3 separate regions of the Homo sapiens genome follow, and regions 2 and 3 are each linked to region 1. Evidence: chromatin contacts called from ENCODE Hi-C or POLR2A ChIA-PET data. All regions are on one chromosome and are shown on one strand. Each heading gives the region's core, a stretch centred on a gene start or an enhancer-like site at or near the end of the contact. The rest is flanking DNA. Distances are from core to core; before and after follow the strand shown. Region 1 has its middle 80 kb from the start of KLF5. Region 2 has its middle 160 kb from the start of LINC00392. Region 3 has its middle 130 kb from the start of LINC00392.

Region 1 (3,545 bases), core at 142-2,641:
AGAGCTCTTCTCTGATTGTCCTTTGATAAGGATGGGATCTTTTATTATTTCATATCATGGCACTTGTTAAACAATGTTCTTCACACTACATAAAGTAATTTGGGGATTATTTTGTCTACTTGTTAGTTATCTGTTTCTCCCACTAGAATGCAAGCTCCGTGAGAGCAAAGACTAGTCTTTTTAAAAATTAATAGTTTATTTTGAAATAACTTCAGGGTCATAAGAAATTGAAATGATAGGCTGGGCGCGGTGGCTCACGCCTGTAATCCCAGCACTTTGGGAGACTGAGGCAGGTGGATGAAGTGAGGTCAGGAGTTCAAGACCAGCCTAGCCGACATGGTGAAACCCCATCTGTACTAAAAATACAAAAAATTAGCCAGGCATGGTGGCCGGTACCTGTAATCCCAGCTACTCGGGAGGCTGAGGCAGAAGAATTGCTTGAACCCAGGAGGCAGAGGTTGCAGTGACCTGAGATTGTGCCATTGCACTTTGTCGCACATTGCCATGGGCGACAAAAGCAAAACTCTATCTCAAAAAAAAAAAAAAAAAGAAATTAAAATGATAATATAAATACCTCTATGTACCCTTTATCTAGTTTCTCAAAAGAATTACATTTTTATATAACTATTGTACATTATCAAAATTCAGAAACCGACATTGATATAATACCATTGTTTAGACTTATAGGACCTTTCTGATGTTTCACCAGTTTACATACACTTGTGTGTATGTGTGAGTGTGTGTGTGCACATATGTGTGGTTCTACGATCTTGTACCCCTTGTACAGGTTCATGTATCCACCGCAATTGGGACATAGAACTGTTCCATCTCTGCAAAGACACTCCTCTTGCTGCCTCTTCATAAGCACTAGTTTGTCTTGTTCACTTTTGTCCCCTCAGTGCCTTGCTTAGTGCCAGGTACATGATCGGCACCAAATAAATATTTGTTGAACGTACCAGTATGTAGCCAAATATTCCGGAATTTGTTTAATTTGTTTGGATAAAGGAGTATTAATCTGTTATTGAACTTTGGTTACTAAGAGGCTGTTTGAGGAGAAAAATGTCATCAAACCCCATCTCGTTATGACTAATTTGCAAAGAATACAAAAAATCCTCAGCTACCAAATCTCAGAGTTGTTGCAACACTAATGAATCCAAATCTTATAATCCAGCCTTTGCCAATGTGGAAAGGCTAAAAGTCTTGAAAGGAGAGCAAAATAGATACTATATATATGTGTGTGTGTATGTGCGTGTGTGTGTATGTGTGTATGTAAATATATATATATATGTTTTTTTCTCCAAATATTGAATGTGAAATATCATTTCAACATACTCTGGAATCCGAACTAGCAAACGAAGGCAGCCTGACCAAGAATGCTGTGCTCCTGTGCCGCCAGGCCTCCTTCCTCCTGGTTCCGATTACTAATACTGTCCCAAAGTAAACAGAAACTTGACCCTCCATTAACTTGCTGTAGACTGCCTACAATAACATTTCCCCTAATGGTACTAGGGGGAAATCGACGACTCCCGAAAGATATTTGCACATTGCTGGAGTTTCTTGACCTTAAGATATCTTTTTGGAAGCATTTAAAGAACTAAGGAAAGAAACTGCCCTTTAAGTAGACCTTGTGACAGAAGTAGGTGGGAAAATAATGACACTGCATACCAAACCTTACCTTTGCACAGGATAACTCCCTGACAAATGCTATGGCAAACATGCTGTAAGAATACCATCATATTCATTCACCTCTTTTGTGATAAGAAAGGCTATGGATTTGATATCTTGAAAACCTTTGTTTTGCAGGGTTTGCTTTAGCAGCTCGCCTCTTACTCACCATGTATAGAGACTGAATTACTTTGGAATCCGTTTTCATTTAGTGACTTGAGGTAGAGCATTCAGTGTATTTTGTGTTAGAAACCACAGGTGGGACCTGTTTCTGTAAATGATTTATTTCCAGGGATCTGTTCCTTTAATTGATTTCATATTTACTTAAGAAAGTTCTTTCTTTGCTTGCCTTGTCGTCCCCCACTGAGAGCTTTTGTAAAGTGCGTGGCTGTCATAAATAGGCTGCTTCCTTCCCAGCCCAGTCATTTCTCTGAGGTTTACCTGTCTTTCTTTTATTCTTTTTTTTTTTTTTTTTGAGACGGAATCTCGTTCTGTCGTCCAGGCTGGAGTGCAGTGGTGCGATCTCGGCTCATTGCAACCTCTGCCTCTTGGGTTCAAGTAATTCTCCTACCTCAGCCTCTTGAGTAGTTGGAATTACAGGTGTGCACCACCAAGCCTGGCTAATTTTTGTATTTTTAGTGGAAACGGGCTTCACCATGTTGTCCAGGCTGGTCTCAGACTCCTGATCGTGAGTGATACACCTGCCTTGGCCTCCCAAAGTGCTAGGATTTACAGGCGTGAGCCACAGCACCTGGCCTACACGTCTTTAAATGGAATCTGGGCACCATTTCATAAGGATTTTTCTTTATGTTCTATTTTTGGGTAATAACCTGTGGCTTGGGAAGGCTTTAACCCGTACTCAGTCAGCTTTGTAACCCCCCTCCCCATAGTAGTCATAACAATAACAACAATCATCATAATTACTAATATGGACTATTGGTATATTCTTGATCTTTTTTTTCTTTTTCTTTCTTTCTTTCTTTTTTTTTTTTTTTAAATGAGACTGTGTCTCACTATGATGCCCAGGCTGGTCTTGAACTCCTGGGCTCAATCGATCCTCCTGCCTTGGCCTCCCAAAGTGCTGGGATAATAGGCATGAGCCACTGTATGTGGCCTTTTTTTTTTTTTGGAGATGGAGTTTTGCTCTTGTTGCTCAGGTTGGAATGCAATGGCTCAATCTTGGCTCACTGCAACCTCTGCCTCCCAGGTTCAAGCTATTCTCCTGTCTCAGCCTCTCGAGTAGCTGGGATTACAGGCACATGCCACTACACTAGGCTAATTTTTGTATTTTTAGTAAAGACAGAGTTTCATCATATTGGTCACGCTGGTTTTGAACTCCTGACCTCAGGTGATCTGCCCGCTTTGGCCTCCCAATGTGCTGGGATTACAGGCATGAGCCACTGTGCCTGGCCTTTTTTTCTTTTTTAAAATAGAGATGGGGTCTTACTATGTTTGACAGGCTGGTCTTGAACTCCTGGCCTCAAGCAATCCTCCTGCCTTGGCCTCCCAAAATATTGGGAATACAGGCATGAGCCACTGTGCCCGGCAGTATTCTCTTATATGAATTTTAAGTAAAGGCATCTTTAGGGATTTTTGCAAGTTTTGTTGATTGTAAAATCCAATCTAAATAAAAACAGTGTGATTGCTGTGAAAACTCAGCTTTGGGACAAGCCATGTGCCTGACCTCCCAACCATATTGCCTGCTTTAAACCATTCTGAAATGGCTGCTGGATATAAAATCTGTGGCAGAAAGTCTTTTAGCTGGGAGGTCATAAACCCAGAGTGCCTCAGTCTCTCCCATCTTTAAGTAACAGGGATTCCAAGATCTTAAAGTGATTCGTGTGTGTTTAGTCTCAGTTCACACTCTGGCAGTAAGGCAG
Region 2 (3,277 bases), core at 534-3,033, 260 kb after region 1:
CTGCTGGCCAGAGAGCAGGCATTGCCCCAAGATCGAGAGGCCAGGCAGGGTGGTGAGGCCAATGAGCAGGGCGGCTCATAAAAGCAGTCTTTTTGTTGTGGAGACAAGAGACTGGTGGGTCAGATAGACCAGTTTTTTCCCCTTTGTCCCCTCTCTTTGACTTTTGAAAGCTTCATGGGCAATGCGTATTTTGAAGTCTTTAAGTACCACTCAATCATAGGGGATTTTCCACAAGGACTTAAAAAAGTGCAGATTACACTGTAAAAATGCTTTTCAGTCAATAAAAGTCCGTCTTTACTAGGTAAATTTCTTTATGATGTTTAACTTTGGTTCAGGTCCTGATTCCGAGAAGTGAAATTTGGTGCAGTGAGGGGGAAAAACAACGTGGAAAGAAGAAAACCCTGCAATAGCCATTCAAAACCCCACAATCAGACCTTGTTTATGTGATATGGACTCTGAGCTTTCTCTTAAAAAATGCATGTGATTAAGAAAATACTATGAGAACTTAATAATAGTTCCCTGAAACCTGTGATCCACCTCTTATCTTTCTAACTCTTGGAAATGCAGCTAATAAGAATGTATGTTTTTACATTCATTCTGATTCATAAGAACCAGTAATACACTGATTCTTAGCAACAAAGTAGTTCTTTAATTACTACAAAACTCAATAATTCATTGCCTATTGTTGTGCATGGCACATAACATTCGGTGACTTGTATTGGCATATTCGTTTACATGTGTCACTGCTGTACCTGTAATTTAGTTTAATGCCAGATCAATGTGCCAAGTGTGTGTGTGTGTGCGCGCGTGTGTGTGTATGTGTGTGTAAAACTCTTCCCAACAGTAGTTTCATGGGAATTCTCAGTAGTAACTAAAACAGTGTCCATTTTAAGAAATCACAATCAAAGTGCCTGTTTTTTGCAGGTATTCATAATATTCTTTACCCACACTAGGGCACTGAGTGGCTCATCAACGGTTTTCCTCGTAGGAAATTATTTAATATTATCTTTTAAGAAGCGAAACACTTGGCTGAAGGAGCAATTCGTTGTCCATAATTCATTGTCCATAATTTTGCCAAGAAAGGTGTTGAATTTTGAGTTAGTTAAATCAAAATAAAAGCACAGGGCATGAAATCAGCTTGTGAGACCCAGTCAGATGGTTAATTCAGAGGAAAGACCAGATGCAGATGATCTGATTGAACTTTTCCAGTTTGAATTTTTCTCATTTCTCAGGTTGAGACATATAGTTTCCTGATCCAGGGTATCATTTCTTGGCAGAGAAACTGAGTTTTTCCCACGTGACCTACTTGCCCAAAAGGAAGATGTCCGAAAAACAGTGCATGCCATGTCCTTTCTGTATCAACATCAATCTCCATCAAAATCTTCTTGTCTCTACAGGTGTTCCAGCTAGAAGATTTGGATGAAAAGTGATTCCAAAAAAATGAGGCAATCTCATCCCGAAACTATTTAAAACTACTCTCCTCTCTCTTGATAAACCGTCAGTAGGAAGTGTGTCGTTTATTCCCTCACTCCACACTGGATTCATATGGGCTGATAGCAGCAGGATTAAAAATTTTTTTCATCATGAGTTAAATCCCTAAGATTTAGAGTATTTTGTTTGTCTGAATGTCTAAGCGGTACAAACCTTAGCAATCCATATTAAAATGGAGAATTCCTTCTTTTGGTATTCACAAGCATAACATACATAATCCTTTATCTCTGGCAAAGCTATTCACTTTTTGGCCTTTGGCTGTTCGATGTATACAGTATCTATAGTTATTGCATGCAAGAGTTCTCAACTGACTTGCAAACTCTTTGATCAAACCAGCTAAACTTGATTTTCCAGATTATTCAAGAGACAAGGCACACAACTATCAGCTTTACAAGTCCTGGCAAGCAATCAAGACCCCATGCTCCCCACTCCCTTTATCAGAATCAAAGGTAAACAGGGAGCCAGTTCTCATTTAAATATTTAGCATCAGGATCTTGCCTAGACTTTCAGGGTTGTAGGAGCAGAAGAAAAACAACAGTTGCAGTGAGAAAAAGGTTTCTTTGGCATGGATGCCAAACTAAATAATGACACCCAAAGCAAAAACATGCTTCATTGAAACTTGACTTTAGTCGATTCAGCCTACTTAAAACAAAGCTTTTTTTGTCATTTCAAAAGTGAACATTGTACTTTGCTCTGGCAGCCATTTATACGTTTTTGAATGATTCGCTTATACATAAATCCCTGGCCTCCAGGCCTTTCAGCACCTCAAATCCGAGTGATTTGAAAACACAACTGAAAATTTCTGTATACAGCGCCTGCCCTTTTCTTCCTCTTAACCTTTTATGCCATCCATTCTGAGTGACAATGTTTTGACATACATTGTCATGGCGCATTTCTCCCTGCTCCCGCTTTTATTCCTTTGGAAGTATTTACAAGAGATCAAGGACTGTATTTCCTTTTCCTGAGGAGCATGGTTCTTCATCACCCCCTCATGTATTTCTTTCTCCGTGGATGCCACCATTCTATCGACTTCACTAAGGCAGAATTATTGGAAGACATCATTTGTGACCACCTTTGTAATTTGTGCAATCTGTAGTAGGAAGGCAACCAACGAAAATCAGATTTCATTTTTTTTTTAAACTAAAGTAGCAATGTCAAAGCCTTTATTCAAACACTGATAAGTCTGCTTGGTTAGTGAGCAGCTGATGGGACTAGCAGAGTATAAATGGTACTAGTTTGAGAACGTGTGGTGGTTTGGAAGGAGTTGAGGAAGCAGAGGAACATTTTCTTAGCCCCTCTTTTCTTTGGAGGAGTTCAAAACTAGCACTGCTGGCATACTCTTTGGTGAAAGTGCCCTTCTAGAGGCAGGAGTTCTTGGTACATCCTGAATTAGGTCTCAGCACATTTTCCAGTTGACTTCTTTTTCTTCTTCTTCTTCTAAAATTGGAGGTGGATGACCCTATCATTTTGGCTAAATTTCTAAATGTGCCATTGCCTTCTGCATCTCAGAAGTTTTCACAGATGTTAACAGAATACTTTCCTTACCTCGCTATGGCATCATCTGTTAGCTCTTGTTTGGCACTGCAGTGCAAGTTAATTGGGGGTTGCCTCTTGCATTACAACCATACAGGTGTGACTGACAAGCATGGTGAAGTCAGAAGTGACACTTTCTACTAGGGTAGATCCCCCTAGGGGACTGTAGGAATGGAGTCAAATTCTCTACAAGCTGCTCCAATGCCCCAGTGTAGACATAAATTGATCTCTTAAAGTCAATTCTGGGATAGGG
Region 3 (3,741 bases), core at 1,196-3,695, 290 kb after region 1:
CTAGAGCTTTCATTAGTCCTTTTGTGATTCTTTTCTTTGGCAAATTATTTTTTCTTTTGAACTCTTTTGAAAAATGTCATATATATCCTTATTCAATCTATTTTTGTGGTGAAAAACTCCATGACTTTTTAAGAAGAGAAGAGGATGTTAACTAACATCTGCAGAATGGCACTTTAAATGCTGTTTTTTAATATTCACAAATGCTAGTGAGATAGATCTCATTATCCTTTTTTGATAAAATAGATGAAGGAATCTTGGCAGAAGAAAATTATGTAATTTACCTAACAGGGGCTATAAGATTTATTTTTTTTCTACCTATGAACTCATTCTACTATTACATATGCAAATATTGAGATAGATTGGACTGCAATTCTGACACTCATGGCCTTTAAGCAAAAATAACTCATAGTATAGTTTTAGAATTTGAGGCTGCGGAGGAAAATGGCAATATTTCAGCCAAGTAGAGAAGGGCAGCCCAGCTTCCTGGGCTTTAGGGGGGTGCTCTGAGCATTGGTATGTTATTGATACATCTATCTGTGACTTATTTTTTGTAATTTGAAACCTGTTTGTAAAGGAATATCAAGACATTGGTATTCCTCGCCAATATTAACATTACCAAGTCACCTTACTGTATAAACATCTGTCTAAAATGTTTAAATATTGATTTTATCGAGGGGCAACATGGGGGTTAACAAAGGGCTTTGTTAGTTCCTTTTCTGATTTTGACTGATACAATTCTATTGCTAAATTTCCACTGAGATTGTACATTATCCACACTATCTCACTTACCTAGAATGTGATTTTCCAAAAGTTGCTTGTACTTAGGAAGAATCAAGTCAGTCTCTGATGGTATTTAAGGGGCTGCAGAAGTAAACTAGTTCCTCCAGTGTCGGGAAACTGTGAGTCATCTCAACTCTCATGCTTTCTGACTCTGAATCAAGAAGGGCAATGTTCACATAGAAACCGTATAATTTGTCACGTTAAGAACAGACTGATCTTGTTCTAATGCTCCTGCAGAGCTCCAGATCTCCTTACATAAGGAGAAATTTTCAGAAATTAATAAAATGAAGTTCAGCCTTAAGGAATGTGACTAATACATCTGAGATAAGTGACTCAAACACTAGAAGAGGGAGATACTTGCAGTTTTAGCACTAAACAATTTTAAGTTACTTGAGATTTTTTTAAATCATCAGAACTCATTGTTTTCATATTTGAAACATGAGAAAATGTCTTCACTTTGCAGATTTAAAAGAAATTCATTGGATAGAAATAGACCAAAAATTTAATCCTTAGAAGATAATATTTTAGTAGTATTATCTCATAAAGAGTAAATACTTGATGCAATTATTTGCATATTGACCTCAATGCATGATTTTAAACCCATGATAATTTCCCAAGATAATTTTCTAATGTCCACATTTCCCTGAGTGCTTAGTGCCACTCCCAGACATATCTGTGTGTCATTAGGTCTGCAGGCCTGTGGGGACAAGTGTGTGCACAAGTGCATGCATAGGTAATAGGAGCCCTTCAGGGTTGTCAGATGTGCTGAACATTGGAAACGGGAAATATTCTGTTTGATGACCTTTGCCAAATTGCAAAGTGCAAACTGGCAAAGTGAGTTTCATCACTCAGAATTTCAGTTTTGGAGATGGCAGAGATACATAATTATCTAGTTAAATCCCTCATCAAATCAAGAAATAAAATGAGGTGTCCGGGCTGTGACTCATGCCTGTAATCCCACCAGTTTGGGAGACCAAGGCAGGCTGATCACCTGAGGTCAGGAGTTTGAGACCAGCCTGACCAACATGGTGAAACCCTGTCTCTACTAAAAATACAAAAATTAGCTGGGTGTGGTGGCCTGTGCCTGTAGTTGGGAGCTACTTGAGAGGCTGAGACAGGAGAATTGCTTGAACCTGGGAGGTGGAGGTTGCAGTGAGCCGAGATCACGCTATTGCACTCCGGCCTGGGTGAAATGACAGAGCAAGACTCTGTCTCAAAAAAAAAAAAAAAAAAAAAAGAAGTGAAATTGAAATGAGGGTTTTCTTATGGAATACATCTATCTTTTCATAATTACACACTCAAGACATTTCTATCCCTCCACAGTGTGTTCATTACTCATTGCTCAGTACATGATTTCTAACTAAATATTTGTAAATGACTGAATAGATGAATGAATGAATGAATGGGTGAGTAAATGATAGAATGAGTCTCAGAGAGATCGTGCAAGTATGTGCCAGGAAAAGAAACCCAGGTGTTTCTTATTTTTCTGTTTTCTAGTCCCTGTGAGTTCTCTTTAGGTGAGCTAATAAACTCATTATCTTTTAATCCTTAAACCCTGTTTCTGGACACACCACCTATTCTTAGCTGAGCTAGGCCCCTTTCTTCCCCTATTTTCACCTCTTCCCCAAAGCTTTGCTGGGTAACTGGAAAAAAGGTGATTTCTTCCTCAACCACTCCTTGTCTGAACATGCAGCAATGCATGAGTCACTCTTCATTCCTAAGACACAATAGAGCTTTCCATGGCTTGTATTTGCTATAAATATTTACTGCCCTGATCTCTGATTTACTTAATATCAACACAATTGTCTGGGTAGCCTTAGACCTTTGGTATATATACTGGTCTTACTATTTGTCTGAGATCCCAAACTACATTACGGTTCTAAATTTGGTAAATATGGAATCCATTCCAATTGAAGTTACTGGCAAAATTGAAAACACTATGTCATTTTTTTTCTGGAATAATAGGTATTGTTCTAGAGAATGTCTCTCTGTCTGTCTACTTAAACTCAAATCCATCTAAAAATCTTATGGGATAGTAGATGTTATTCACATTTTTTTTACCAGATGAGGAAGCTGAGACTTCAAGAAATGAAATGACTTTTAGAAAGTACTAAAGCCAGTATTTAAATTGAGATTGGTCTGTCTCTTCAGGCCAGTTTGTGCCCACCACATTACACACTCCCCTCTTCCCATCCCATAATCATGGAGGGCATTTAAAGGCATCAGAACCATTAGGTACAGACTACCGTGTCTAACAGGGCAGAAAATTTCTGCTCCATTACGCCTTCCAGCCTTTAGGTTCTGAGAAGGCATAGTGAACATGAGAAGACAATGATAGAGAAAGCTGTTCTTTGGCTATGTCTATCAGACCAGTTTATGGTGTCACCAAACGAAGAATAAAGGGAAATGACTTCTTCATATTTCTCAGAATCAAGGTTTATTAATTTCCCCTCCACAGCTATGAGGATGCTTTTTTTTTTCTTAATTCAGCCCAGAATATCAGGTTGAGGTGGAAAGTTCAGGGCCGTTGGTCAGTTGTATCTTAAAGGCATCCACCTATTTTTTCGACACCTCCATTCTTTTTCGAGTGGAAGCAAAAGACATGTAACTCCTGCAGGTAAAACTGTGACCAACACCATAAAACTGTGATCAACAAACATTTATTAAACTATACTATGAGGAAAACATGAAATATTAGAATAAAAGGTAGACAGTGATAATTAGTTTAAAGGACATGCAGAGATGGAGGTTTAGAAGAGACAGGAATTACAGTTGGGGAAGAGAACATGAAAGGCTTCCTGGAGAGCATGGTGTTTGCACTGGATCTTGGTAGTTTGGGAAAGGAAAGCAATCTAAGTGGAAGTTAGTATGAATGGAAGGAGTGGGGACCAGGTTACAGAAAGGAAATAGTAAGTGAGCTAGTTTGAATGGAAAACTTTTGAAGAAAAGAAGTGGAGAATA

The links. A loop is a pair of places that touch in the nucleus more often than their neighbours do. ChIA-PET counts read pairs that join two places held with the same protein, here RNA polymerase II (POLR2A). Pooled maps may share reads with other maps.
Region 2: a map of Caco-2 shows a loop between it and region 1 (9-fold over the local background). The contact joins two enhancer-like sites. A Hi-C loop is called at or near these places in 1 of 168 maps with a recorded cell type or tissue (Caco-2) and 1 of 50 pooled maps. POLR2A ChIA-PET finds 5 or more read pairs at or near these places in 2 of 52 experiments (GM10248 and HEK293T).
Region 3: a loop to region 1 is called in a map of PC-9, with 6 times the contacts of the local background. The contact joins two enhancer-like sites. A Hi-C loop is called at or near these places in 2 of 168 maps with a recorded cell type or tissue (PC-3 and PC-9) and 1 of 50 pooled maps. POLR2A ChIA-PET finds 5 or more read pairs at or near these places in 2 of 52 experiments (CD4-positive, alpha-beta T cell and PC-9).

Annotation. Positions count from the first base shown.
Region 1 is chr13:73,137,385-73,140,929 of GRCh38, forward strand. No RefSeq gene overlaps it. Among named protein-coding and RNA genes, the nearest start is that of KLF5, 80 kb to the left of the region's middle. Within about 2 kb of position 1,392, at least 9 of the 41 ENCODE cell types and tissues checked have a DNase peak (open chromatin) inside an H3K27ac peak, as active enhancers do; they include PC-3 and PC-9, where a contact is called at or near this core.
Region 2 is chr13:73,397,633-73,400,909 of GRCh38, forward strand. No RefSeq gene overlaps it. Among named protein-coding and RNA genes, the nearest start is that of LINC00392, 160 kb to the right of the region's middle. Within about 2 kb of position 1,784, at least 5 of the 41 ENCODE cell types and tissues checked have a DNase peak (open chromatin) inside an H3K27ac peak, as active enhancers do.
Region 3 is chr13:73,427,431-73,431,171 of GRCh38, forward strand. No RefSeq gene overlaps it. Among named protein-coding and RNA genes, the nearest start is that of LINC00392, 130 kb to the right of the region's middle. Within about 2 kb of position 2,446, at least 5 of the 41 ENCODE cell types and tissues checked have a DNase peak (open chromatin) inside an H3K27ac peak, as active enhancers do; they include PC-3 and PC-9, where a contact is called at or near this core.